Linked DNA regions of Mus musculus: all the other regions are linked to region 3. A link is a loop called in an ENCODE intact Hi-C map of the cell type or tissue named here. Cell type or tissue: left cerebral cortex. All regions are shown on one strand.

Region 1 (8,000 bases), 100 kb after region 3:
TCCCTTCTGAACAAGATGTAGAACTCTCAGCTCCTCCAGTGCCATGCCTGCCTAGATGCTGCAAGGTTTCCGAGATCTTGATAATGAACTGAACCTCTGAACCTGTAAGCCAGCCTCAATAAATGTTGTCCTTTTTAAGAGTTGCCTTGGTCATGGTGTCTGTTCACAGCAATGGAAACACTAATGAAGAATGGGTGATATAAATTGTACTTGGTTCCTCCTCCTCCTCCTCCTCCTCCTCCTCCTCCTCCTCCTCCTCCTCCTCCTCCTCCTCCTCCTTTCTCTTAGCTTTTTGGAACAGGGCTTTTGTGTGTAGCCCTAGCTGTTCTGGAACTCATTTTGTAGATCAGGGAACTCGGAGATCCACCTGCCACTGTGTCTCCAGTGCCTGGATTAAAGGTGTGTGCCACTCCAGCAAACTAGCTTTTAAAAGGGGGCCACAAAAATAAATCTTTAAAAAAGAAAAATTATTGAGCCAGGCATTGGTGGTACATGCCTTTAATCCCAACACTTGAGAGGCAGAGGCAGGTGGATCTCTGTGACTTTAAAGCTAACCTGATCTACAAACTGAGTCCCAGGACAGCTAGGGCTACACAGAGAAATCCTGTCTCTAAAAGCATAATAATAATAACAACAACAACAATGAGCCAACCACAGGCACCAGTACCAGTGGACAGAGGCACCTGCCACCAAGCTTGACAGTGTGAATTCAATCTCCAGAACCCAGAGAGTAAAGGAGACAATCAAATCCCACGAGTTATTTTCTGACTTCCTTATATGCACTGTAGCATGGACACACACTAATAAATACACAAATACATACATAAATACATGTAAAAACGTTTAAAATCCTCATTAGTCCCTTAACATTCAGCTTTCAGTTTATCCAAAGTCAATCTTGTTGGTCCCTGGGTCACGAGCCCGTGTTTCCCTTCTTCTAACCCACATCTCTTTCAGAGCCTGTGGATACCATCCCCAAATGTTCCTGACCTTAGTCCTTTGTCACCTGGCCTTGGAGGAGACACTGCCTTTAGCACATTTCTGAGGGTAGAGCCTGAGGAGAAATCAGCCAGCCCTACAGTATCAGAAGCTCTACATACATCAAGTGTTGTGGGACCACAGGAGGAGCAGAAAGGAACTGCCAGGGACCTCATCCTGGGACAGAGCAGGCCTGTGGGTCAGAATCAGGCACTCCTTAAACTAGTGATCTCTGCCCTTTTTTAGAACTTTTGACCCAGAGGTCTGCCACCCTTCCCTAGTATCTGAGTTCTGAGCCCTAGACTGCCTGCCCCTCCTTGCAGGGAAAGGATGCCTGCAGCCATCTGCGGGGTCACCTTTCTCTTCCACTGAGAGTCCAATCAAAACAAGGTGGAGAGTGAGCATGGCTCTCAAAACTCCGGGATTTCTGCTGGGCATTTTCTTGGTTTCCATGCCTATCCTGATATTGTTCTACACTTTGCCTGGCTCCTGTCTGGTGTGGGGTACAAAGCAAGAAGGGCCCAGTGCCTTAGCATTCTTTCAAAGAGGAAAAGCCAGCCACAGCTGGAATCCAAGGTGGTAGACACCTAGGTGGTAGAGGTAGGAGGGTCATAGGTTCAAGGGCAATCTGCCTCAGAAATCTTGGCGCTAGGGGCTATATCTCAGGACCACAGCAATTGCCTAGCATGGGCAAGGCCCTGGGAGCCATCCTCGGTGCCACAGCAAAATAAAATAACAGGATGAGAAAGAAGCAGGGGAACGTAGAGATTATTTTCATTCACCTACAGGGGTGAGCTTCCCAGGAAACCTAATAAAACCACACCCAAGGGGAAACGGAAGCCAGTGAGCATTCAGAATCCTGTGGCCTGTACCAACAAAGTCGGGAAAAGAGGAAAACCCAAAACATTTCCCAATATAAAACAGAAGAGATAAACATTAATTATTTATATACATCCCTTCCCAAAAAGCACAGCTGCATCCTATAGCCACAGAGACAGCGTGTGGGTGCCTTCTTCCTAACCCAGTTGTAAGAGCCCATTCTTTGAGACCAGAAGGGGAGGGGTTATGGTTGAATCCTGTGACTCTCGCCTTTCGTCCACAGTCTCATGACCCCCTGGACCTCAGAGGCTGCCACGGCTCCGGATGTCAGCGGCTGTCTCCAGGGGACCCCATGAAGTCAAAGGCTTCTCAGATCAGATCCAGAAGGAGGGCCCATAGATTACTGGAAACCTGGGGTGGGGGCAGCCAGATTCAAGCCCAGAGCTGGGTTTCTTTGTGCTTTCCTTTTGTGTGACTTGGGTGAGACGGGCACTGTGTAAGGAGACAGGGCAGTACAGAGGCCCGGTGGGGTGCTGCAGGGTAGCTCCAAATTAGGCTGGCCATGTCTCTGAAGAACCCAGGGTCCTCTGCTGAGAAAGGAAATAGTAAAGACTGTGATGTTGCTTGCTAAGGACATCCACTGATCATGATCACATCCATGGCTAGGCTTTCTCATAGTGTAGAAGGACACAGACACAGACACAGACACACACACACACACACACACACACACACACACACACACACACGAGACAGACAGACAAAGAGATAGAAACCATAAGAAAATACATTATACCCTAGTGTTAACACTAGAGCAAATGGAAAGATACTGGGTTTTAATTTATTTAAATCTGTTCTTGAGTCTCCTTAAATGTCATCGTCTTTGTCCCACTGTTTGCAGCCCTCACACATTTTGTGACTAACAACACCAGCAGCTGCATAACACAGACTCAATACTCAACACAGACATAATACTCAAAGATTCTGTAAAATGGCCTTGTCTCTGCCAATTGTAAGTTGTATAAGGTCACTCAGTAGGACTACATGGTATGCTGATGCTACCTAGCAGAAGCCACAGTGAGGCCAGGGGGCAACTTCCAGCTCTACTGCCTACGGGTTCACAGGAGTCAGGGCAAGGCCAGCCTGCCATGACGGGTAATGGCTACAGCATGCTGACAGCATATCAGATAGCTCGTTGGATTTGTTTTTGGCTAGAAGAACACAGAATAGTGGAATCTGGAAGGATGGAGAGCCAGCAGTGGACTTTTCATTGTTGATTCAGAGAAGCGAGTGTTGGGCTTGCTTCTCCCTAACAGTGACGTCTGTGGAAGTGAAGGCTTTGTTCTGACTGGGGGCCAGCAGCCGAGGAAGCAGCCTAGCAGAGCACACACATGGAGCAGGAGGACTGGAGGCAGAGGCTAGCTGATGACCAAGGATGGTTGCTACTGCCAGGGTGTAGACTCGATTCACCATCTGTCATTTGTCACCTCGGGGCATCACTACAAGCTGCGGGCCCTGGACTCCCTCAACCTTGGACTCTGCCCAGCCCATAGGTAGGCTGCCCAGCATCTCCACCACCCCCAGTGGGAGCACGTGGGTTTGGTTGATCTGGACCCTGGTGGAAGGAAGAGTCAGCTCAGCTGTCCTCACTCAGATGTGGGGTAAGAGGGCCAATGGATCACAGCACAGAGAGGGGCAAGAGGCAGGGTGGGTTCTGCAGCACATACTAAGAACAGGGGTTAAAGGCCAACAGAGCTTTTGCTAGAGTGTCTTTCCATGTTGGCCACAGGGAATTCTGGGCCGAAACCCATCTTATGAACAGGGAGTGCAGGGCAGGCAGCCTGCAGGTCTGGACCCCATTTAACCCCTCTTCTGAGGGGTAGAAACTTCCCAAGGCTGCTGACCCAACCTGTGCACTAGCTATGGGTCACCCCTTAAAGTCAGCAGCCTGCATCTTTACTGCTTGTGTGCTGAATGCCTACCCAGATCAGGAATGTCCTGGGTGAGGGCAACCCAATGCAGCGGTTTAGGGTTGGAGCTGAGTTCCAGGCTAGGAAGTTAGCTATCATTAAACATCACCTGCCTGGGGTGGGAGTTATGCACTTTCCCTATCCAGTATCCTCATTGAGATCAGGATGCTATGCCCACCCGTGGCTACCTAGCCTAATTTTGGGGTTGGCAACTCTACAGAAAAACAGTAGCCCAAGTACCTGGACAAAGAACTAAGAAAGAAGGAAATGGCCATTGAACGCCGAGGGAAAGCCCACTAATTACATTAGAAGTATCAATTTGCGATGCTTTCTAGTGGTTAGAACAGCTGGTGAGATTGTTGAGGAAATGCAGACTTGACTCTTTGGAAGCTGATTCAGGGATGCCTACCAGGATAAAGATGCTGGTAACTCAAGGCTAGGCTTTTTCCATCCTGCACATGCATCTGTGTACCGAACCCAGGCTGTGCGAAGCAATACTTCCCATTGTAAGATTCTAGAAACAGTGTCTGGGATCCTCAGTAGCAAATCAGCTTGTGCAGTGGGAGGGCAGTGGTGATTTCAGAGTGAGAAAAGTCCATCCGAAATGGCAGAGAAGCAGACAGAAATGGAGGAAACAGAGTGTGCGGGGTGTATCATGCTGCGTCTGCAAAACAAACGTGCATGGTGTTATGTACATGCATAAGCGCATGTGCATATACACATGAGCATGTGTGAAGGTGTGCACATGTATCCATGCAATGTGTGTATTTTCTCATATGTAAGTGCATATATATGGGAACATGTCCCTATTAGCATGTGTTACCTATGTATGTATATAAAGATACACACCTATCAGATTAGCCATCTTTGTTAGGATTCTATTATTGTAATAAAACACTATAATCAAAACAACTTGAGGAAGAACGGGTTTATTTCAGCTTATAACCCTCAGGTTACAGTCCATTAATGAGGGAAGTCATGGCAGGAATTCAAGGAGTTCCTAGAGTCAGGAACTGAAGCAGAAGTCTTGGAGAGTGCTCCTTGCTGGCCTGCTTCTCCCAGCTTGCTCAGCCTGCTTTCCTATAGCTTCCCAGGACCACCAACCCAGGGGTGGAACCACCTACAGTAAGCTGGGCCCTCACACATCAACCATCAGTGAAGGAAAATGTACCACAGGCTTGCCAACAAGCCAATCTGGTGGGGGCATTTTCTTAGTTGAAGTTCTCGCTTCCAAAAGAAGCCTAGCATGTGTCACATTGACATAAAATTAACCAGCACACCATCTATTCATTTCTGTGTGTTCACCTACCCATTGCTCCTGCTGCCTATCCTATCCTATCCATCCATCCACCATCCATCCATCCATCTGTCCATCCATCTATCCATTATCCATCCACCCACCATCCATCCATTGGTTCTTCAATGGGTCCATTCATCTATTCATTCATTTACCTGCTCATCTATCCATATGTGCATCCATTCATCAGCCAATCCATCTATCCATTCATTATTCACCCACCCATCTACCCAGCCACCTGTTCATCTACACATCTATGCATCCATCCATTAACCTTCCTGTCCACCTATTTATAAATCCACCCACCAATCAACCAGCCCATCCCCCTGGTGCAGTGGGTCCCACACAAGGCCTAGAATGCTAGTTCAGCTGCAGAAGCTTAGCTGGGAGTGAGATGATCTCCCAAGTGCTCCCTACCAGGCAGGCTTGGTGACTGGTGGACATCTCAGAGAAATGGGCCATGGCTGTTATGCAGAATGAAGTCTCTTGCCCAACCACCAGCGCTTCCCTCTCAATCCTCTTACATCCTCTACCCCCAGGCTGATGTAGTCATCCAGCTAGAAGTGGATACCTGGATTTCCCTGGTGAGTGGCTGAGCTGACTGGGCCTGCAGCCAAAGTCAAAGGGGCAGAGGAATCAGGGTGAGCAAACCCTGAAAGCAGATGAAAGTCACGACAGACCAGAGAAAATGATTCTGCCCTGGCATCCTAGATCCACGTAGGGCTACTTGGGTGGTGCATATAACAGAAGGGCTCACATGCAGCAGGGCAGCACAGACACCTGCCGTGTAGACACGTTTGTAAGGGGGGGGGCTGCTTGTGAACGCAGCTGCCCACACGCCAGCTTGCGATGCAGGGCTGCCTTCATTCTCTCTGCATAACACTCAGCCTACACTCTCTCAGCACGACTCCCGCCCAGCAAAGCTCTGAGAAATCAATGTCAGCAGCAACTGAGTCCACCGTTTTTTCCATTTCGCCCCCTCTCTTCGCACTCCTAAATTTGCCTGCATGGGTAATTAAAGGATTATTTTCATCTGATGTTTGGAGAATCCAGGCTGTTGGCATTGGGGGTGCTTAGAGTAAGGAAGGGGTATGAAATTATTGACCCCTGAGTATGCAAGGTACCTGCATCTTCCCAGGGCACCCGGACTGGGTACAAGCCAGAGGAAGGGGGGGGGGTCTACTGAGGAATACTACATCTTGCTTCAACAATGGGAAATAGCAACTACCCCTGCTGAGAGCATCAAGGGGGTCTCTCTCTCTCTCTCTCTCTCTCTCTCTCTCTCTCTCTCTCTCTCTCTCTCTCTCTCTCTCTCTCTGACAAGATGTAGGACACAATGGAAGCCAAGCACTGCTGTTCCCTGGATAGGTACACCAATAACTTACAGACGTAACCCTAGGGATTCTTGTCTGCACCCAGCCTGGCCAGGGCAGCACGAGGCAGGGCAGGGCTAGCCATCTGCAACTGAGCCTGGCTCAGCTGGGAACTGGGTAGATTCCTGGAGCGGGTGCTAACACCGTTCACATTCTCATTTCCAGGAATAAAATCAGTTCTACCCAAAACCTCATTCCCTCAGCCTCTCCAGAGCAGATGGGCTAGACCAAAGTAATCATGGACACTCTGATTTTCCTCAGTCATCGATCACCCCGTGCCGCCCGCCATCACTGCCCATTCCTATTTCTGGCTCCCCAGCAAGGATGGCCAGAAACCAAGAGCCTCATAGGGTGCAGTAGCCATGAGGGCCTTTGCTCAGACCCCACAAGGCACCCTTCATCCAGCAAGATTAGTTTTCAAGCCAAAGTTGAGAGGCCTCCATCCCTGAAAGAGAGCTGGGTCTTCTGAGCTTGAGACAGCCTGACTACTAGACACAGGTAGATGAGGTGAATCTTTGAAGAGAACATGAGGCATATATCAGCATGATAGGCAGACATCATGGGGAAGGCGGGAGTTGCCGGTTAAAGAGGGGCCAGAAGGACCAGGCTGACTTCAGTGATCCAGGAGAGAGCATCTGACACTCTTTCTCAGTCTCAGTCACAGGGCTACCCTGAATGACAAGGACAACATATGCTCAACCCCCGGTCCTCACCCGTCACCACCTGCAGCTTCCAAGAAAGCTTGCTCATCATCGAGGCTCCTGTCTACTGATTTGTATTTGTTCCACCAGCAGCTGCTGGCACCTGTTCCAGATGTAGGAGCAGGTAAGGCGCTGGGCACACACTGAGCCAGTCGGAAATGATACACAAGGCAAAGCTGAGGGCATCTTGCCTTCCAGGCCTCTCTCTCCCAGGTCCTCCATTCTCACTCATTCTGGATGGCAGCAAAGCTAGACAGAGCCATGCAGATGTCCCCAACTAATGTCCTGTGAGTGACAGCTCTGCTTCTGCACAGACCCTTGCCCTGCAGGCTTCACATTCTTCCCTCGGGCTCAAGAATGAGACGGGGATGCTGTCAGGGATGGCTCTGTCAGTGTTTGCCATGTAAGCATAAGGAACAGGGTCCAACTCCCCAGCACCCATGTGAAGACGTGGTGGCACACACCTGTGATCCCAGAACCATAATGGGGTGGGGGTGCATTTGAAGATAGGCAGATCCCCAGAGTTACTGTTCAGCCGACCAGTGAATAGGTAAGCTCTGGGCTCTGTGAAAGACCCTGTGTCAAAAATAAGGAAGACACCTAATATCAACCTCTGCCCTTACACACACACACACACACACACACACACAGAGAGAGAGAGAGAGAGAGAGAGAGAGAGAGAGAGAGAGAGAGAGAGATCTGGCTTCATGACCCTTCTTGTGCCTACCCAGCTAGAGCCCCTTGGCCTGACCCAGGAAGTCCCTGGTGCTTGCAGTCATCAATCCAGGGGACCAGGGGACCAGGAGAGTAAGAGTACACTAAGCTACACCACAGCATGAGAAAGCAGATCTCCAGGTGGGTG
Region 2 (8,000 bases), 58 kb after region 3:
AGGAACACCTAAGTCGCGATGGAAATCGCAAAATATTGGTGATGCCAGGACTATAGTATGTATACCAGGAAGAGAGCAGAGTGCACGGACTGTGCTCCAAGGGAGATGATGCCCTCTTCTGGTCTCCATGGGTACACGCACTCAGTCACGTATGCGCTTGCACACACAGAAGGGAAAGGGAGAGAGAGAGAGAGAGAGAGAGAGAGAGAGAGAGAGAGAGAGAGAGAGAGAGAGAGAGAGATGGGGGAGGGGCAGGGAATAACCACCAACAAACTCCTGGAAGACAACACTTTAAACTCTAAGACCCAATGCCAGTTGGCAAACAGCCAATTAAGTGAATGGGCAAAAAGATTCGAACAGACAACTTCCCAAGCAAACTAGCCACATAAAAATGTGCAAGTGAAGATGTTTAATCTCACAGAAATACAGATTAATAGCCCAGCCAACATCATTGGACACTCATCAAACAGAGGTATTCTGGCTGGTGTGATAATTACAAGGACGTAAGTTTGAATCCCAGAACCGTATGCAGTGGATGAGATCATAACATCTATAATCCCCATGTTCCTACCGTGAGATGGGAGGTAGACACAGGAGAATCCCTGAAAGCTTGTGGGCCAGCTAATCTGGTGTGCACAGCAGCAAACAACCAAACAAACCTTGCCTGAGGCAAGGCGGAAGGCAAGGACTAACATCCAAGGATGCCGTCTGATAACCTTGCCCCCATCCCCAATCCATCCACACACGAAGATAATGATGATACTAATAATTAGTAATAAAAATGGCCCCATTAATAGGCTTTCCTAAGGGTCTGTTAGATGCCCCGAGCAGACCAAGCATCTGTGCACATGTGGAAAACCCCGAGGCGTCCGATTCGGCTCTCAAGAGGCACATAGTGCAGCAGACTGAAAACCATAGTGAGAATTTTGGTCTCTTTAAAAACCCAGTTATGTTAGTGAGTATGTTATTGTCTTAATCCCAGGTGTGGGATATGAGGCTGCTTCAGATTGTCCACAGCTGCTGACTGTGATTGCCTTGTGCTCTAGCAGGGACAGGATGTTTGGTTTAGTTCTGAAGACTGGAGAGGGTATAAACAGGAGAGCCGGAGGCAGCTGCCGCTCCCCCTGCTGCTGCTGCTTTTGCTGTTGCTGAATTTCTGGTTGGAGCTATCCTGATGACAGAGATTGGACTTGTCACCAAGGAACGGGACACCCCTAATGAGCAGGACGTAGTCTAAAGAGGTCTGTACTTCCTCTCCTCTCTAACCTTCTCTCTCTTCTACTTCCTGTTGCGGGGTGGAAAAGAATGTGGATGGAATATGGGTTGGAAGGGTGGAAGGTAAGAACCCAATAAGATAACCAAGAAGCCTGTTCTCTTCCTCTCAGACACGTTCACCCAGAACTATGGAGTCGGTGTCTGTGGAAAGCCTACAGTCCAGCTCACGCTAGCTTTCTCATGCTGCTCAAAACATGACAGCCCCAGTGGCTATCTATCTGTAACTAGCCCACCAACCCACAGGCCCCAGCTCAGCATGGAACTGGACCAACTCCTGACGGACTACCCAGCACTGAGTCACAGCGGCATCGTGCTGACCCAAGGGAGCCACAGAGTCCAACTACTGAAAATACAAGCCAGTCCCTAGAGGTCAGGAGTCAGCCCAGGAAGCCTGGAAGGACAGGCAGTAGGGAAGGAGAGATGGAGGCATGGTGGGACACAGAAGTCTCAGGAGAGGGAAGGGGACATTTATTATGGTGGCAGAGGTACCAATCCATGAGGAAGACTTTCAAGGCTGTGAGCAGTGGCCCTCGGTGTCAAGGTCATTTTAGGATACCTTACTATGGAGACTTGTTTTTGGTGACCAGGAACGCCCAAGCTTCAGACCACTCCTGACTTTTTCTCTATTCATGATGAATCTGTGCTGAGGACTTGTAACTCCCTTTGTTTTCCAGGACTTTGGGGAATGCTACAGTCTTTCGGGGCCTTGGGTCACTCCTGTACATTCCCCTGAGCCTCATGCATTCAGAAAGTCTTCCTGGCATCCGAAGTCTGTGGGAAGTCTTCTCCAGTTCTGCCAGTTTAATTTGTTTTATTAACATGAAATATTTGGGTTTGGGATTCAAGGATAACACTGAGACAGATAGTCCTTTGTGGGGTAGGAAGTTAATAGTTCCACGGTCACGAAAGACCCACAGTGTGAGGACTCCCCCACGTTCTGACTCAGAAGAGGCGACACCCCAAATCACTCACGAGAATCGGTCTTGATGCAAACTGCAAGAGGTTTATTCTGGAAAAACCAGTGCATTGGGGACAACTCTTATCCCACACAAGGGTAGAGGAGTCAACCATGAGCTCAAGGGGGCGGGAAAACGAAGGACGAGACACAGACAAACAAGTCCAGTGCACTAGGGTTGACTTGTATCCCACGCAGGGGTAGAGGAATTGACAACAAGCTCAAGGGGTAAGGGATTTATATAGACACACAAACCACAAACACCTGGCACTGGGCTATAGAAAGGCAAAAACCACAAACACCTGGCATCCTGGAACAATGGGGCTATTTTGGACACAGGTCTAGGGGCTTAAATAATTTTTTACTCTCTGTCAGGATCTTTTAGTCATATAGAAAAGCAGACAATGGCATGAAGCAGACCCTAATGAAAGTTCAGGAAGCAAGCGGGGTTGGGGGTGGGGGTGAGGAGTCCTTTTTGGGTCTCAGAGGAAAGGGGAAGGTTCCAAGATACAAGCCTGTAGCTAGCTGTCCCTGATTCCTGGGCAGCTGGGAGGAGGGGGCAAATCCCAGGGAAGGAGTGAAAAGGTGGAAGGGATATCTGGTTGAGAGGTAGCTGGTGTGAGTGGGGGATGTGCTGCCCTTTGATAACCAGAGCCTGGCTGCCTGGTCTGTGGGCTTCCTTAGGGGGAAATAGTGTCTGTCACTCCCTGACATCAGACTAGGAAGGCTCTCTCTCTCTCTCTCTCTCTCTCTCTCTCTCTCTCGCTCGCTCGCTCGCTCTGGCTCTGGCTCTGGCTCTTGATCTCTCTCACTCTTTCTCTTTCCCTCCTCCCCTCCCCCTGCTGCTCTCCTCTCCTCCTGCTCTCCCCCTCTCCCTTTTCCTCCCTCTCCCTGTAGCAATAAGAATCCCAGAATCAACTGAGGATGGAGACAGGGAGGGCTGAACTTGAGCAGTCTCTGGTCTGATGTTCTAACATAAGCCATGTGTACTAAGCCACTGTGATTAAATGTTGTCTTCAGTGGTGACATTGATGACCCTCTTACCTGCTCTGCAGCAGTGGGAGGCTGTAGTCTTGAAGGCGTGGCACCTGGTATAGAATACAGAGCAGGTTCCAGGAACTACATACAGGAAAACATCTGCCACATGTAAACAGACCAGGATGTTTGTGACATCCCTGTACTGTCGTGGGGTTGGGGTCATTGATATTCATCTGAAATTATGCTCATAAACAGACAAAAACAAAGGTGCTGGCTTTTCCACCTAAATACACAGCTTCCCAGCAAAAGTCCTCCTTGGGGGTATCAGGCTGCCAACTCCTGACAGCCTCATCCTGGGCATAACTGTCTGGAGAAGTGGGGCAGCCTCTTAGGATGACCTCAGATCTGAGGAGTGACATCTGCCCAGCATGTGTCCTTGCACCTGAGGTAGGAACAAGACAAAAACCTCAGTGCAAAAGTAAAAATAGCAGACCATAGCAATCCAGGGCATGGTGCGGGCTATAATTATAGACATGGAGGCGGTTCCTTCTGAAGCCTACTGGAGGGCCAGGGGGAGTAGGCTGGTGTGTGGGGGTGATGATGCAGAGGAGGGGAGGCCTGGCCTCAGAATCTCCTGACTTCAGAGTGCCCAAGAGACAGGCTAGCAGAAGGCCACAGGACGAATGGACAGCAAGAACACAGGCTACAGCAATTCTGCAAAGTGCTTAAAAACACTCGTCCTCTGACCTGCAAGACACTGTCCAAGATACAAAACCTTGGCTGTGTAAGGGAACAAAATTGCATTGGATTTTTGGTAAAAATAGCAAGAGTAATTTTGTTCAGGCTCTGGCAGCAGATCGGAGAGTGTGGTGTGGGACTGAGATCCACTCAAATGCAGGACAGTAACAAGTGCCCAGAGTGAGAGCAGACTGGGGGAGGGGAAGCTACCGAGGAATAAGCCTGCCCCTGCTAAAGGTGAGCTACTGTTTGGGATGACAGCCGATAGAAGTCAAAGAGTGGCTGGAACCAGAAACCAAGGGTGGAGGAGTCACAGCAGGGCATGATTGTGAATGGCCAAGGTACAGGTCTAGCTCAAGTAGCTCGGAGGAGCCTGACTGAGTTAAGCCTTTCCAGGGTCGTCTCCACCATGGCCTGGCCCAGGGATAAGGTATTCTGCAACTACAGACGAGGGAGCTGATGGAAGGGGCAAGCAGCTTTTGCCAGGATCCTGTCCCTATGCAGTGCTGGTCCCTGGCCTTGCACCTGAGTCCTGGGTGAGCTTGGGTACCTTACTTTCTGTCTTAGTTACTTTTCTCACTGCTTTGATGAGTCAGCCAACAAGAACAACTTAAGAAAGGAACGGTTTGTTTTGGCTCATGGGTTGAGGTTCATCCAAGATGATGGAGGTGTCCCCAAGTTTGGTCTGTTGCTATGAATTGCAATGCTAAATACTGGCCTCCAAGGTCTACTTGCCCCCCAGGATGAGGAAATCACATACACTAAGTGATGCTATGTAACCTTGCTCCTTAATTTAAAACTATCTGTTGAATAAAGATGCCTACAACCAATAGTTGGGCATAAGGGAGGTAAAAGGAGTTTCAATTCTTGAGCTTGTGGTCTAAGGTGGGACCACCACAAGGGGGAAGAGAAGAATGTGGAGAGAGGAGAGGATGCCATGGGGTAGGTGAATCATGAAAACATGGCCATGAGGGCTGGGCAATTAGGGTTAAGAGCATCCCAGATGGAACATGGCAACTCAGGGTTATTGACAGGAAAGTAAATACTTCCTTAGAGCGAAGTATTTGCCCAGCTCTAGTGCTAATTACATCTTATAAATATATTTGCATCTTTTACTGGGAACTGAATGATCAAAGGCCGGGTAGAAACCCCCATTGAGGTTATATACACTACACCATGGGGGAGTGTCAACAAGAGCATGAAGGAGTCAGTCCGAGACTCCAGCCCATGGGATGGTACCACCCACACTCAGACTCCCACCCACACTCAGACTCCAACCCATGGGATGGTACCACCCATGCTCAGGATCATTTTACCCGCTCAGCTAACACTTTCTGGAAACACACTGAGGGATGTGTTCTCTTTAAGTGACACCAACTCCAAATTGTCTGCTCATTTTTAATTATTTAAAGTTTTATTTTACGTGTATGTGTATTTTGCCTGTATGTATGTATGTATGTATGTATGTGTGTATGTATGTACACCCCAGGTATGTCTGGTGCTCAAGAAGATGAGAAGATGGGTTTGGGTCCCCTGGAACTAGGGTTACATATATTTATGTGTCACCACGTAGACCTGTATCCTCCAGGATTCCAAACTACTGAGCCATCGCTCCAGCTTCAGTTTCTTCCCATTTGAAAAATATTTTATTAAAATATTTTAGGTAAAAGACATAGCTTTAAGACTCGCTGGAAATTCAAGACTGAATGTTAGGGTTGGAGGTCCATGACTGGAGAAGTTGGAGACTGGAGGTTAAAGGTTAAGGTTAAAGATCAAAGAGGCTGATGGTTTGTTCCAAGATATAGGTTGGGAATAGAAGGTTGACGTCTGAAAGCCTACGGTTAGAGGCTGGAGATTGAAGCTTGGGGAGGCTGGGTGGTTAGGGTTAGAGGTGGAAGCTGAGGAGGCTGGACTAGGAGAGGTCAGAACAACTGCCTTCCCAGAGACTTTTCATTTTCTGGGGTAGCCATGAAAATAACTACAGATCGGAGGTGGGACACAACACAGTCAACATTTCATGTCACCGTGTGAGTAGCCAGAAGCCCCAAGTCAGAGTCGCTCTGGGGTCACCCAGGCCTGATCAAATTGTCTACACTGCCATGCTCACACACTGGCCTTGGCTCAGCTATATTCCCCAGCCTCAGCTCCATCTCACCTGGCTATCTTCCCTCATTTGTCCTTGTATCTCCCTATCTCTTTCCTTATCAGCCCTACCATAACCTGTGGCACCAGAGAGGTCACATTTGTCTCTCACAGCCACCAGGTTCGGACTTCAATGTATACTTTGTGGGTTCAGTTCAACTCCACCACGCTTGTACATGTATGACTGGCTTCTGTCCCTGGACCATTCCCCTTCTCCTTAAGTGAGGACTCTCTAGTATGGTAAGTGTCTCTCATCAACCATCAACAGGCAAGGGGCTAGGCTCCAGGTAACATCACGATTCTTCCATTCTAAGAGCCTTGTGCTGATGCAGAAGCCTGAATGGCCAAGAGCGGGAGGAGAGCATCCCTCTAGGGGACAGCACTGCCCTGGGCTGGGAACACTGCTGGAAACACGCTCGGCTTCTGTGGGCCTGGCCTGCTGGCCGTATGCAGAGCTGCATCATCTGCTGTCAGTGTCTAAGCCCTGTGAATGGGGTCCAGCAGTCTTCCGTCACCCCCTTCTTTCTCCCCAGTACAGTTGGCTAGTACTGGGAATAATGATTACCTTGGTGTGAAAGTGGAAATTTCTGCTTTCTCTAACAAGTCAGTTGTGTCATGTGATATTTTTCTGGAAACTGATGACAGGATTTAGTTCACTGAAGCAGACACATGAGCGGATGTTTTGCTGAGAACAGACACGTGGCGTTTTTCCGGAAGCTGTCTTGTGAGAGGGCATGTGACGTTTTGCTGGAACAGACACTGGAGAGGGAACATGGTGTTTAAAATGAATGTAAATATAACCTCACAGACAGTGGGGGGAGGGGGGAAATGCTCTTGCATTGGTTCACTTCGCAAAGCTTTACTGGTCTTGGCTGATCTCTGCTTGTTGTGATTTTTTTCAAGAAAGAAGTACCAAAGAGCTTTGTGTGGTAATCTGGTTGCTTTGCGCCACTTCTGGGGACTTACGGTGACATGGCAGAGCCTTACAGTTTCTTCTGGATCAAGCCACTGCTACTGAATCATGTTGGGTGTTTTCCGATTGGGTTGGACTGCCACTATTGATTCATGGTGGATGTTTTGGGCTGGACTGCTGATATCCTGACCACAAAATTGAAATCCCTCTTGTCCTACAAACCGTCTTCTTCCTCTACCTCTGGACAGTGGGATAGAAGGGAAGTAAAGGTGTTTAAGAACCCTAAATAAAGTAGGTTTTGAAAAATCTAAGCCTACACTGGTGGATTGAAAAGGAGCCCTTCCCTTAGTTCCTACGATCTGAGACTATAGTCACATGCCAAAAGGAGGCTGCAGGTCATCAAGTTATGGCTTCCAGAAAGTTGAAGGTCATCCTGATTACCTTGTGCTTTGGTCGGCTTTCGGTCGCTATAGTGGAGAGCTGTGTAGATGGAGTAAAGATTTATTTAGCAGTTTTGTGCATGGTTGAAGAGGGTGATCTCAGGGAGTATACAAGACAATGGCCAGGAGTGGGTGTCAGAGCAAAATGCATGCCCAGAGGAGGAGAGACAGGCGTTATCCCACAATCTCTGTGAAAGGGACACCCCAGTGCCCTAAGGACCCCCTGCCACCTGCCAGAAGAAGTTCTACTGCCCAATATTACAATCCTGGCTCTCTTGAACGCCCCTGCCACTCAAGGCCAAGAAGAAGAAATCTCTTTGATTCCCATACTGAGAAAGTTTCTTTACAGCTGGTGACTCCAGCTCTGTCCACTCCAGCCATGCTAGCAATCAAAAATCTCAGAACCACCAGGGACGTCCTGGTCTGATGGGTTCTGGAAGCCTCTGGCTGGGTAGTGGGTGTGTGACTGGAGTTGCAGAACCCCAGGAGTGAGCACCCTTGCTGACATCCAGTGTTGGTTTCTTCACTGAACATAAAAACTCTCTACAAGGGCTCCCTG
Region 3 (8,000 bases):
TATGAACAACCATAAAAGCTCACACACAGGGCAGGAAGTGCTGAGGCGAGGTCGGTTCAGGTTCAAGCTTACTGTGGCTAACTGTACAAAGCAGTTCCAGCTGACCTCTACGTGATTGGATCCCAAGATCACCAAAGCACAGCACATCACAGAATCTGCAATTCATTCAGGCATGAGAAAGTCTCCTAGTAACAGTACATGAGAAAGTTTCCTTGTAACGCTAGTAACAGCATGAAATGGCTGAATAGACAGGCAGCAGCTACCTGGGCCAGAACACCAGAACATGGTGAGCGAATTCCAGACACTGACAGTGAATTACTTGCGCGTTGGAGTTTGGTTTTGCTTTGTTCAGATTGGAACTAAGCCCTGGTTCTGCCCTCGCAAACTAAGGCAGTATTGACATTACTTTTAATTTTCTAGGAGCCCACAGTTGTGAATTTGAAATTTGAAAAAAAAAAAAAGATGTTGAACTTTTAATGAGACTAAACTTTTAAAGTATTTGAATTTGTAAGACTGTAGAACTTTTACATTTGTAAAATGTTTTACCTTGTGAAATTAAAATGAAAGTGCCTTCGCCCCCCTCCCCCGAACTGGGTCACATCCCCTGGGACACCTGCCCAGCTCCCTTCCTCACCTCCAGCTGCTTTCTTCTTTCTAGCTACTGACCCAGGAAGCAGTCCAACCCAGACCAGCCTCTCTCTCCTCCTGGAGACTTCTGGATCCCCAGTGCAGCCTGGACTCCCTAAAGGATCTCAGGCAGGTGGGGGAAGTGAGTGGGTGGGCGGGTGAGTGGGTGAGTGGGTGAGTGGGCGGGCGAGTGGGTGAGTGGGTGGGTGGGTGAGTGAGCGGGTGGGTGGGTGAGTGAGTGGGTGGGTGGGTGAGTGAGTGGGTGGGTGAATGAGTAGGCAGGTGGGTGAGTGGGTGGCTGAGTGTATGTCAGTGTCTTTGTAGGTCAGGCTGGCCAGGGAATAGCTATGGGGCCTAGGATAGTCTTAAGTCTCCATCTTCCTGTTCCCAGCACTGCAGTGCTGAGCTGGGCAGAGTGTAGTCCCAGCTTGGATATTGTGGAGCTGGGGATCAAAGCCAGAGTGTCCTATATACTAAGCAGTTGCTTTTCCTTCTGAGCCTCAGCTCCAGGCCCAAGTCTGGGTCTCTGAATCTACACAGGCTCCCCTGGGATGCTGGTTCTTCAGGAAGTGAGAGTGCTCTGAAGCTGTGATTAATTGAGGTTAAATCTTGAGAGATGCTTGTTCAAAAAACATTTACCTTCACAAGAATGTGTCGTTGTTACAGGAGACAAAAATAAATGATTAAAGAGAAAAACATTTTTTAATCTGTCAAGCTAGAAAGTTTCTCCCCTAAAGTGTTGCTTTTAAATTTTTTCCTAACTGAGTGATGAACCAAAAATAATTTTTATAAATAAATTCCAAAATTTAGGCCTTGATGTAATTTGTTTATGAGCATCTCTGCTTTATCTTAATAAGACTTAAAAAGTGTTCATAAAATGGCCAAGATGTCTGGGAGAGAGATACCTTCTGAAACCAAACTGATAAAGTATACACATGGGCATGTGTCTGTGGGTCCTCGGAAGTGCGGGCCCATGGCCCAGTGAGGCTTCTGCGCTTGGTTGGTGAGGGTTCCAAATCTTTCTAAAAGCCAAGTTGATGTTCTTTCCCACCCATTCTCTCCCTGGTCCCATGTGCTACCTCTTCTCCAAACCATAGGTTCTCTGGCTGGTTTGTGCAAACTGGTTTTCCATCATTATAATAAAAGATCAGAGACCATTAACTGCTGTGAGGTGATAGGCTACCTTGCTGGCTACCTTCCACTTCTATAGGAAAGGCTTATTTGAGCTAATAGATTTAGAAACTCCAGTCTGTGGTTCAGTTGGGCACATGGTGACCTAGTAGGCATGTGTGGGTCAGCAAGCCACTTACATTATGATCAGGGAATGTGATATCCAGAATGAATTCAAGACCACCCAGTACCTTCCCGCTTCAAAAAGACCTTCCAAACTGTACTAGCAGGCCAAGTGCAGAGCCAGATAAAGAAGCTGGCTGACTAAACAAAGATAGAAACATAGTTTTAACGGTCAAAATGACTAAGCTTGCAACTGCCAGAGCAAGATTAACAACTCCCCTGCCCCACCCCACACTGAATTCTGAGACAAACTAAGCAATGCCTGAAAAAATTATTGGCTATACCAATTAAAATAAGCCAACAACCCTGGTACTGATATCTGGTCTTTACAAAGGTAGAAAACGTGTGTTCTTTCTTTGTTCTGGGTCTCTCCTCTGGCCTGCGTGCTGAGAGGGGAGTCCCCAACATGTTGGGTCAATAAAAAAAATCCTCATGCGGTTCACAACGATGGTGGTCTCTGTGGTCTTTGTGAGTGAGGTTCTCTTGACAAACTACAACGGGAATATGAAAGAGAAGGAGTCCCACAGAACACTTAAAGGGCACATATCCAGCAATTTTTTTTTTAATGCCAGGTAGACCCTGCTTCTTAAAAGAGCCACACTGTGCAGCAGGACTTACACTCGTGGGCTTGTGGGAGACATTTAACATCTAAAGCATGACACCCATCCAATGACTCTGTGTCTGAGGAGGATTGATAAAAAGTACTACAAGTGTCCTTTGTCAGCTTAATGCTTGACTGGGTACAATTTTAAAAGGTTCAAAGTTTTATAGATTGTGAAACTCAAGGGTAAGTTGATTGCTGGAGGCAGGTCTTGGGCTTTGCGTTGCTTGCTTGTTTTAAAATTTGTAAAAGATTTGTTTATTTTATGTCCATGAATGTTTTGCATGTGTGTGCTTGCGGCCGGAAGAGGGCACCATATCCCCTGGGACTGGAATTATGGATGGTTAGGGACCACCATGTAGGTTCTGGGAATTGAACCTTGGTCCTTTGGAAGAGCAATGAATATTCTTCAGTGCTGAGCTGTTACCCAGTCCCAAAGGCCTTGGGGCTGTGTAGCTTGCCTGCTTCTTGCTTCCTTTCCTTGGCTTCCAGATCCATCCAGACACCAATAAGCAGCCCCATGTTCTTGCAGCCACGGCCTCCAGCTTGTCTTGCTGCCCAGACTTGCCAGCATAATGGACTGTATCCTCACATCCTCAAGTCAGGTATCTTGGCACAGTAAGAAGAAGAGTAAGGAATGGACTGATCCATGGCAGTGTTAGCAAGACCCCAGGAGAGAGGCACACCTGTGTGCTGTGAGGCACTTTAGAGTCCACCATTGATGGAGATAACTCACTAGCTGGCTTCTTCTCACTCTGTCCGCTGCCTCCTGCCTCATCATTTCTGCTGTGGCAATGTGCTGATATGTGGACCACTTTCCCATCCCTTGGCTTCTCCTTTCTCTAATCTAATTCTATCTGAAATGGACCATCACCAGGGAGCCTCAGGAGGGAGCACGGTGGCCCAATGATTAGCAACAGAAATGAAGACCCCAAACCTGATCTCCCTTCCTCCATCCTCCAGGACAGGTCCCCGACTTCTCTTTTCTTCCCCACAAATTACACAAATTAAACCTCTTGTACATACCACAGGCTCTGGGAGCACCCACAGGCACCAAGCCCTCCTGAGAGTCCTGAGGAAGTGTCCTGCTTCTGTGAGTCCTCTGCACATGCTCTTCCCGAGACAAGAGGGCATTTTACAGCAGCACCCAACAAACTTTCCAACTGGAAACTTAGCAGGGCAGAAGTATGAGCTGATTATTTTTTAACCAGCTTGGCCTAAGTTTCTCCAAACAATCTTCCAGAGTCAGGATGCCCTCCCCACCTCTCAGACTTGGGTGCGTTTCTGTGTGTGTGTGTGTGTGTGTGTGTGTGTGTGTGTGTGTGTGTGTGTGTTCTATGCATGTGTGTGCACATTTGTGTGCTTGTGCATTTGCTGAAATGTGCACATGAGAAGATCAGAAGCCAATGTTAGATGTCTTCCTTTGTTCCCCACCTTACTTTTTGAGACTGGATCTCTCACGGTCCCTGGAGCTTGCTGCTTGCTCTTTCAGCTAGACTGGCTGGTCAAGAGCGCCAGGAGGGCCTCTTGCCTCTGCCTCCTCAGCACTGTCACTGCAAGCACACATCATCATGGCTGAATCTTACATGGATGCTGGGAACTTGACTCAGGGCCTCCTGCTTACCCAGCAAGCACATCACCCGTGGAGCCATCTCTCCAGCCCCTGCACTTCACAGTTTGAGTGCAAATATAGACAGTTCGTTTTCCAGTCCACACCCAGAGCACCCACCTACAGGGAAGAGGCTGTAACTTTATAGAACCCCCGCTCCCATCATGCCAGGGGACTTTCTGGCCAACAGTGTCTGTGGGAGATGTTTACATACAGAGCAATGCTATGTGCTCACTTTGATCTTTAGTCCTCTTCCTGTGGGAAGGACACATTTCTAAACCCATCAGGCAGGCAGTAGATGGAGCCCCTATGGTTGTTCAGTTTTCAGATGGTCAGCCGACACTTACCCGCCCCTGAGTCTTTTGTGCTATGTAGAAAATCCCAAGACACTCTGCCAGGCTTCACAGCAGTACCAGGGGCAATGCAATGTTGACCTGAGGTTTCTGTCACAATACCCATATGCTCTCTTGCTATTCATGGAGGAATCCATAATGGATCTCTTTTTGCTTTAAATCTACAGCGCAAACCTCAGTGCTGATAGTGGGCTGCGTGGCAGAAGCCTCGTTTCTGATCAATGTGTTGCCTGCAACAACTTTGAGGGCGGATGCGTGGAACATCCTTTATGGCCCCCAGGGGAGAGCTGGGAAAACAGGATTCTAACAGAATGTGTTTCTTTTTCTTGGCGGCCTGGCTAGGTGTTACAAGGAAAAAAAGAGCTTAGCAGTTGGCAAGCAGGAACAAAGCCAGCTGAAGGCTACAGGAGACCAAGGGCTTTCTGTCATGGAAAATGCCCACACATTTCCAGATCCTTAAAAGAGTGAGAGAGAAAGTTTTAAATGGCTGTAGGTAGCCAGCTTTTTTAATGTAGTGACTCGGCCTTGCTGTGAAATCCCTCTAGGCTGGGAGGTAGCTAAAGTGTTGTCACACAAGCCGGAGGGACTTGAATCCTGTTCCCAGAAACGTGTAGCCAGGCATGGTGGTGCACACTTGTGATTCCAGTGCTGGCTGTGAGTTCTCTGGCCAGCCAGAAGGCCTACTACGCACATGTCTTAGGGTTTCAGTACTCTGAGGAGATACCATGGCCAAGGCAACTCTTACAAAGGAAAGCATTTAATTAGGTTTAAAGCTTCAGAGAGAATCTCAGTTCATTATCATCAAGGCAGGAAGCATGGCAGCCTGCAGGTAGACATGGCACCAGAGAAGGAGCTGAGAGTTCTACACCTTGATTGGAACCCAGCCAGCAGGAGCCAGCTCTCTTTTGCACTAGGCAAAGCTTGAGCACTAGGAGCCCTCAGAGCCCGCCTACACAGTGACACACTTCCTCCAACAAGGCCACACCTACTACAAGGCCACACCCCCAGTAGTGCCCCTTCTCATGAGCCAAGCATATTCTAACCACCACAGCATATTCCAGGCCAGTGAGGGAAAATGAAAATTTCTCAAAAAAAAAAGGGGGGGGACTCCAAAGAACAACACCTGAGTTTGTCCTCTGACCTATACACACTACACACACACACACACACACACACACACACACACACACAAACACACACACACCACACACACTTCCTCCTGCCTGAGCCTGGATCATCTCAGGGAGATGGCCTCAGGGCAGTAGATACACAGAGAGGCAGGGCACACATCCCACTGACTTGAGGACTATCTTGGGGAGCTTGGGTGAGGCTGGGGGAGAGGACTCCATGTTGGGCCTACTCTCCTTGCTGTGTCCTGCTCTGACCATGCCCAGGCACCAGCAAGAGTGAGTTTGTGTCTATCCCAGAGTGGCAGGTGCTTTGTTCAAATGCACTGCATCTGAGAGGGCGGCAACAGGGAGGATACCGGGTGGAGGAGCCGCGCACCCCTCTGAGCAGGCCTGGAGCTCTCTGGGCTTCGTGCCAGTGCAGCCTCCACTGGGCTCCTCAGCTATTCTTTAGTGGCTCTGAGCTACTTATGCTGTTGTCATTGTCATAGCGACTCGGCGGCCTGCAACATATGGGTGGGAGGCGACCGATGATGTGATTCCTGGAGCTGTGCAGAGACTCTGTCCCTCCTACCCACCACCCACCTCACCATGTGTCAGGAGTCCCAGCCAGTAAGGCAACAGCACTAGGGACCATCTGAAAACCCATCTGTCCCAAGTTGGTGGCTAGGACTCAAGGAGCTTTACAATCCTGTGGTATGGAGTCCTAACCCCTAAGTGGGATTAAAGGGAGAGTCGCCATATTTCACAATAAGAACTGAGATGCTGCCAGCTGTGTGTCTTGTCCACCCAGACCATGGGCCTCTCAGCTCCCCATGACCCATATCCACCAAGGCTTTGCAGCCCACAGGCACAGACGACTTGGCCGCATTGTGAAGAGAGGCAGGACCATCCCTCTAGACATGTAGGGCCTTCCCACAAAGGAGACTCTGCATTTTCAGAGGAAGTGGACTTTGTGTGGGCCTAGGCACCTTCACAGCAGGGTGTCCAAAGCCACACACTAGGCTGCAGAAAGGGGTTTGCTCAGGTTGGCAGCCAAGATAAAGGACTTGAGGTCAGAAACATACCCTAAGCTCCCATCACAGGACATGTTTGGCTGTGGATACAGACATGGCCATCCACATTGTTCAGCAGAACGGCAGGGTGTGGAAGTTCAGGGTCATGTGAACAGGAGCAGCCTGAAAGCCTCAGTTGGCCTTACCCTGGGTTGTGAAAACTGGGTCTGAGCGACTCCTATTTGGGAGGATTGTTCCACCCAGTTTCCTTCTGACATCACATCCCTGTAAACCAGTGGTTCTCACCATGTTGGTGGTGACTCCTTGGTGTGTGTGTGTGTGTGTGTGGGTGTCGAATGACCCTCACAAGGGGTCACCTAAGACTATCTGAAAACACAGATACTTATGTAATGATTCATAACAGTAGCAAAATTATAGTTATGAAGTAGCAACGACAATAATTTTATGGTTGGGGGTCACCACAACATGAGGAGCTATATTAAAGGGTCGCAGAGTTAGGAAGGTTGAGAACCAGAGCTCTAAAGTGAGCTCTTCTCTGACAACCAGAGGATCAGCTCTTCTTTGTCCCATAATCATCTGCAGTAACAAAGTTCCAAGGTCCTGACAGCCCATCACAACCATCCAGGAAGACTCAAAAAGGAATCATGACCCTCCCTTCCACCCAGACTCTAAAAGCTCCCTGTGGATTCTGAGCCATGGGGAAAGCCACATGGTCCCTGGGAAGCCAGCTGTAAAGCAAGAGGACCTGGCTTCAGGCCCCAGCACCTGGTTAGCAAACCAGCTGTGGTGACAGTATACACCTGTCACCTCAGTGCTGAGGGGAAGGGGGCTCCCTAGAGGATGGTGACCAGCAGGATTGGCTAATCAGTAAGTTCGAGTTTCAGTGAGAGACCCTATCTTTAAAAATAAGGTGGAGAGTGATAGAGGAGGACACCCAGTGTTGGCATGCGTGGGTGCACACGTAACTATACTACATACAAAAGCCCTGTGGCAGTACATCAAACAGACATCCCACAGGCCCCGTGTCCACAGCCCCCCACCCCCGACATCCCCTCAGTGAGGATCAGACTGGTGACAGAGAATGTCTGCCTCTCGATCCCACATCTGTGACAGTGCACGTTTTCTGAGTCAGCATGCTCGCCAGAGAACTCGTTCCTAGGAGAAAACTCAACTGCAGCAAGAAGTCTGCACACACACACACACACACACACACACACACACACACACACACATACACACACACACACGAGGAATGCTATGCAGGGTCCAAATCCACGATAAAAGAATGGCCTTTTCCTCAAGTGAGTTAGTAGCTATTTGAAAACTAAATATGCAAACACTTGTAACCTGGGAAATAGCTGTAAAGTTGAGAAA

What was found. A loop is a pair of places that touch in the nucleus more often than their neighbours do. Peaks named below come from ENCODE experiments on the same cell type or tissue, not always from the same donor. Only the 100,000 strongest peaks of a DNase experiment are listed, where the experiment ranks them.
Region 1: a loop joins it to region 3, with 9 times the contacts of the local background. A loop is called at or near these places in 4 of 42 quality-filtered maps.
Region 2: it touches region 3 in a loop (7-fold over the local background); 2 of 42 quality-filtered maps call a loop at or near these places.

What each region holds. Positions count from the first base shown.
Region 1 is chr2:28,163,614-28,171,613 of GRCm38, forward strand. No RefSeq gene overlaps it. Among named protein-coding and RNA genes, the nearest start is that of Olfm1, 38 kb to the right of the region's middle. In left cerebral cortex, no CTCF peak of the experiment used is centred here; DNase peaks (open chromatin) are centred at 2,933, 4,952, 5,947, 6,594 and 1 more place; H3K27ac peaks cover 2,992 bases.
Region 2 is chr2:28,120,430-28,128,429 of GRCm38, forward strand. It overlaps F730016J06Rik (a long non-coding RNA gene), which reads left to right. Exons shown (of 10, transcript XR_003953783.1): 4 at 1,047-1,241; 5 at 1,519-1,644; 6 at 6,203-6,328; 7 at 6,734-6,878; 8 at 6,992-8,000. Among named protein-coding and RNA genes, the nearest start is that of F730016J06Rik, 29 kb to the left of the region's middle. In left cerebral cortex, a CTCF peak has its summit at 6,516; DNase peaks (open chromatin) are centred at 3,765, 4,052, 4,484 and 6,791; H3K27ac peaks cover 1,413 bases.
Region 3 is chr2:28,062,583-28,070,582 of GRCm38, forward strand. No RefSeq gene overlaps it. Among named protein-coding and RNA genes, the nearest start is that of Fcnb, 18 kb to the right of the region's middle. In left cerebral cortex, a CTCF peak has its summit at 4,776; DNase peaks (open chromatin) are centred at 4,282, 4,824, 5,397, 6,130 and 1 more place; H3K27ac peaks cover 2,532 bases.